Regions from separate parts of the Homo sapiens genome. Here region 2 is linked to region 1. A link is an interaction called in ENCODE POLR2A ChIA-PET data of the cell type or tissue named here. Cell type or tissue: OCI-LY7. All regions are shown on one strand. Region 1 has its middle 5.8 kb from the start of TCTN2. Region 2 overlaps KMT5A (lysine methyltransferase 5A).

Region 1 (2,500 bases):
CTCCTGCCTCAGCCTCCTGCGTATCTGAGATTATAGGTATGCGCCACCATGCCCGGCTAATTTTTTTGTATTATTAGTAGAGACGGGGTTTCACCATGTTGGCCATGCTGGTCTCGAACTCCTGACCTCAAGTGATCCACCCACCTTGGCCTCCCAAAGTGCTGGGATTACAGGTGTGAGCCACCATGCCCGGCCTGAATGATCTTTTTAATGTGTTGTTGAAGTTGGTTTGCTGGTGTTTTGTTGAGGATTTTGCATCAATGTTCATCGGAGATATTGGTCTGTAGTTCTTTTGTTGTTGTTGTTGTTTTTTTTTTGAGACAGAGTCTTACTCTGTTACCCAGGCTGGAGTACAGTGGCACGATCTCCACTCACTGTAACCTCTGCCTCCCAGATTTAAGTGATCCTCCCGCCTCAGCCTCCCAAGTAGCTGGGAGTACAAGCATGCGCCACCACACTCGGCTAATTTTTGTATTTTTAGTAGAGACGGGGTTTTGCCATGTTGGCCAGGCTGGTCCCGAACTCCTGACCTCAAGTGTCCACTACCTCAGCCTCCCAAAGTGTCAGGATTACAGGCGTGAGCCACTGCGCCCTGCTGGTTTTCCAATTTATTGGCATATAGTTGCTCATAGTAGTCTCTAATGATCCTTTGAATTTCTGTGATATCAGTTGTAATGTCTTCTTCATCTCTGATTTTACTTATTTGGGTCTTTTTTTTCTTAGTCTGGCTAAAGGTTTGTCAATTTTCTTCTTTTCAAAAAACCAGCTTTTCATTTTGTTGATCTTCTGAATTTTTTAACTTGTAGTTTCATTTATTTCTGCTCTTGCTCTTTATTATTTCTTTTCTTTTCTTTTTTGTGACGGAGTCTTGGCGCTGTCCCCCAGGCTGGAGTGGAGTGGCACAATCTCGGCTCACTGCAACCTCTGCCTCCTGGGTTCAAGCGATTCTCCTGCCTCAGCCTCCCAAGTAGCTGGAACTACAGGCATGTGCCACCATGTCTGGCTAATTTTTGTATTTTTAGTAGAGATGGGGTTTCACCATGTTGGCCAGGCTGGTTATGAACTCCTGACCTCAGGTGATCCACCTGCCTTGGTCTCCCAAAGTGCTGGGATTATAGACGTGAGCCACCATATTATTTCTTTTCTAATATTAACTTTGGATTTGGTTTACTCTTTTCTAGTTCTTTAAGAAGCATCATTAGGTTGTTTATTTGAAGTTTTTCTACTTTTTTGATAAAGGTACTTACTGCTATAAGGTCTCCTCTTAGTACTGCTTTTGCTGTATTCCATAGGTTTTGGTATGTTTTTCCATTTTCGTGTGTTTCAAGGAGTTTTTAAATTTTCCCTCTTAATGGCCGGGCGCAGTGGCTCGTGCCTATAATCCCAGCACTTCGGGAGGTCGAGGTGGGCGGATCACAAGGTCAAGAAAATGAGACCATCCTGGCCAACATGGTGAAACCCCATCTCTAGTAAAAATACAAAAAATTAGCTGGGCGTGGTAGCGGGTACCTGTAGTCCCAGCTACTCAGGAGGCTGAGGCAGGAGAATTGCTTGAACCCGGGAGGCGGAGGTTGCAGTGAGCTGAGATCGTGTCACTGCACTCCAGCCTGGTGACAGAGCAAGACTCTGTCTCAAAAAAAAAAAAAAAAAAAATCCAACTCTTAATTTCTTCATTGACCTACTGATCATTCAGCAGCATGCTGTTTAATTTCCTTGTGTTTGTATACTTTCCAAAGTTCCTCTTGTTATTGATTTCTGATTTTATTCCATTGTGATCAGAGAAGATGCTTGATCTGGGGCTGGGCATGGTGGCTCATGCCTGTAATCCCTGCACTTTGGGAAACCGGGTGGGTGGATCACCTGAGGTCAGGAGTTCAAGACCAGCCTGCCCAACATGGTGAAACCCTGTCTCTACTAAAAATATAAAGATTAGCTGGGCGTGGTGGTGCACACCTGTAATCCTAGCTACTCAGGAGGCTGAGGCAGGAGAGTCGCTTGAACCTGGGAGGCGGAGGTTGCAGTGAGCCAAGACCGTGCCATTGGACTCCAGCCTGGGGGACAAGAGTGAGACTCCATCTCAAGAAAAAAAAAAAAGAGAGAGATGCTTGTTCTTATTATTATTTTTTTTTTGTAAAGACTTGTGACCTAACATATGATCTATTCTTGACGATGATTCATGTGCTTAGAAGAATGTATTCTATAGCCATTAGATGAAATGTTCCATAAATATCTATTAGGTCCATTTGGTCTATAGTGCAAATTAGGTCTGATGTTTCCTTGTTGATTTTCTGTCTGGATAATCTGTCCAATGCTGAAAGTGGGAGGTTGAAGTCTCCAACTGTTATTGTACTGGGGTCTATCTCTTTCTTTAGCCCTAATAATATTTGCTTTATATATCTGAATGCTTCAGTATTGGCTGCATATATGTTTACAATAGTTATATTCTCTTGCTGAGCCTCTTATTATATAATGACCTTCTTTACCACTTTTTTTTTTTTTT
Region 2 (2,500 bases), 260 kb before region 1:
CCGCAGCAAGGCTTCCATTGAAGCCCACCCGTGGCTGAAGCATTAACCGGTGGGCCCCGTGCCCTCCCCGCCCCACTTTCCCTTCTTCAAAGGACAAAGTGCCCTCAAAGGGAATTGAATTTTTTTTTTACACACTTAATCTTAGCGGATTACTTCAGATGTTTTTAAAAAGTATATTAAGATGCCTTTTCACTGTAGTATTTAAATATCTGTTACAGGTTTCCAAGGTGGACTTGAACAGATGGCCTTATATTACCAAAACTTTTATATTCTAGTTGTTTTTGTACTTTTTTTGCATACAAGCCGAACGTTTGTGCTTCCCGTGCATGCAGTCAAAGACTCAGCACAGGTTTTAGAGGAAATAGTCAAACATGAACTAGGAAGCCAGGTGAGTCTCCTTTCTCCAGTGGAAGAGCCGGGACCTTCCCCCTGCACCCCCGACATCCAGGGACGGGGTGTGAGGAAGACGCTGCCTCCCAATGGCCTGGACGGGATGTTTCCAAGCTCTTGTTCCCCTAACGTCTCAACAGGCGCTCACTGAAGTGTATGAATATTTTTTAAAAAGGTTTTTGCAGTAAGCTAGTCTTCCCCTCTGCTTTCTCGAAAGCTTACTGAGCCCCGGGCCCCAAGCACGGGCCGGGCATAGATTTCCTCTTCCACAAGCTGCCGCTTTTCTGGGCACCTTGAAGCATCAGGGCGTGAAATCAAACTAGATGTGGGCAGGGAGAGGGTTGCTTACCTGCCCTGCTGGGGCAGGGTTTCCTGAAACTGGGTTAATTCTTTATAGAAATGTGAACACTGAATTTATTTTAAAAAATAATAATAAAAATTTAAAAAAATTAAAAATAAAAAAAACCACAGAAAACAACTTTACATGTATATAGGTCTTGAAGTGAGTGAAGTGGCTGCTTTTTTTTTTTTTTTTTTTTGCTTTTTTTTGCTTTTTGTAGAAGAGATTGAGAATGGTACTCTAATCAAAAATAAAGTTTTGTAGTGGGACCAGAAATTACTTACCTGACATCCACCCCCATTCCCCCTCATCCTGCTGGGGTTGAAAGTTCCAGACCTGCTGTCGAGGCCTTGTGTTTGTCAGACACCCAGTGTCCTCCTGCAAGGACGCAACTGTGAGCTGAGGTGTGAGCCTAGGAGCCCAGGACCCCTGACCCCGGCCGCTGCTGCCAGCCTCAGAAAGGCACCCAGGTGTGCAGGGGAGCACACAGGGCCCGGCAGCCCCCAGGAATCAAGGATAGGGCTAAGGTTTTCACCTTAACTGTGAAGGCAGGAGGAATAGGTGACTGCTTCCTCCCGCCCTTCACAGAACTGATTCTCACACACTGTCCCTTCAGTCCAGGGGGCCGGGGCTCAGGAGCCATGACCTGGTGTCTCCTGCCCACCCTGGTCCCAGGTAAATGTGAATGGAGACAGGTATGAGAGGCTGTCCTCGTCTTTGATTCCCCCCCAACCCCACCTCGGGCCTCACGACGGTGCTACCTAAGAAAGTCTTCCCTCCCACCCCCCGCTAGCCTGGTCAGTGGTCAGCAAATTGGAAGAGGATCCGATGGGAGTGTAAATGTGAGACACAATGTCTTGATTATACCTGTTTGTGGTTTAGCTTTGTATTTAAACAAGGAAATAAACTTGAAAATTATTTGTCATCATAAAAATGAAACAAATTAAAATATTTATTGCCAGGCAAGGCCACGTGTGTGTCTTTCTGTTTTTACAATTTGACTGTGTCACACCAGCATGTCTAAGCTTTGGTAAGCATCCTCCTGGGGAACCAGAAAAGCTTACTGACGTGATTTTGAGCGTGTTTCCCAGAACTCTGAGCTCTTTCGTTTCCTCATCTGTATACTGGGGACCATAGGGTATGTGAAGATTAAAAGTTAATGCTTTTTTTTTTTTTTTTGAGACAGTCTCTGTTACCTAGGCTGGAGTTCAGTGGGGCAGTCTCAGCTCACTGCAACCTCCAACCTCCACCTCCTTGGTTCAAGCAATTCTCGTACCTTGGCTACCTGAATAGCTGGGATTACAGGCATGCACCACCACACCTGGCCTTTTTTTTTTTTTTTTTTTTTTTTTTTTTTGAGATGGAATTTCACTCTGTTGCCCAGGTGGGAGTGCAGTGGCATGATCTGGGCTCACTGCAACCTCTACCTCCCAGGTTCAAGCAATTCTGCCTCAGCCTCCCAAGTAGCTGGGATTACAGGCGCCAGCCACCACACCCAGCTAATTTTTTTGTATTTTTAGTAGAGACGGTCTTTCACCATGTTGACCAGGCTGGTTTCGAACTCCTGACCTCAAGTGATCTGCCCGCCTTGGCCTCCCAAACTGCTAGGATTACAGGCGTGAGCCACTGCACCCGGCCACAGTAGAGACAGGGTTTCACCGTGTTGGCCAGGCTGGTCTCAAACTCCTGACCTTAATGATCCACCCGCCTCGGCCTCCCAAAATGCTGGGATTATAGGCATGAGCCACCACGCCCAGCTTAAAAGTTAAT

Evidence for each region. ChIA-PET counts read pairs that join two places held together with the same protein. Peaks named below come from ENCODE experiments on the same cell type or tissue, not always from the same donor. Only the 100,000 strongest peaks of a DNase experiment are listed, where the experiment ranks them.
Region 2: POLR2A ChIA-PET joins it to region 1 with 7 read pairs; 2 of 35 experiments call an interaction of 5 or more read pairs at or near these places.

The regions. Positions count from the first base shown.
Region 1 is chr12:123,664,036-123,666,535 of GRCh38, forward strand. No RefSeq gene overlaps it. Among named protein-coding and RNA genes, the nearest start is that of TCTN2, 5.8 kb to the right of the region's middle. In OCI-LY7, no CTCF peak of the experiment used is centred here; no DNase peak of the experiment used is centred here.
Region 2 is chr12:123,407,658-123,410,157 of GRCh38, forward strand. KMT5A (lysine methyltransferase 5A) reads left to right here. Exons shown (of 8, transcript NM_020382.7): 8 at 1-1,696. The coding sequence ends at 46. It also overlaps a transcript of RILPL2 not described here. Among named protein-coding and RNA genes, the nearest start is that of KMT5A, 25 kb to the left of the region's middle. In OCI-LY7, no CTCF peak of the experiment used is centred here; no DNase peak of the experiment used is centred here; H3K27ac peaks cover 250 bases.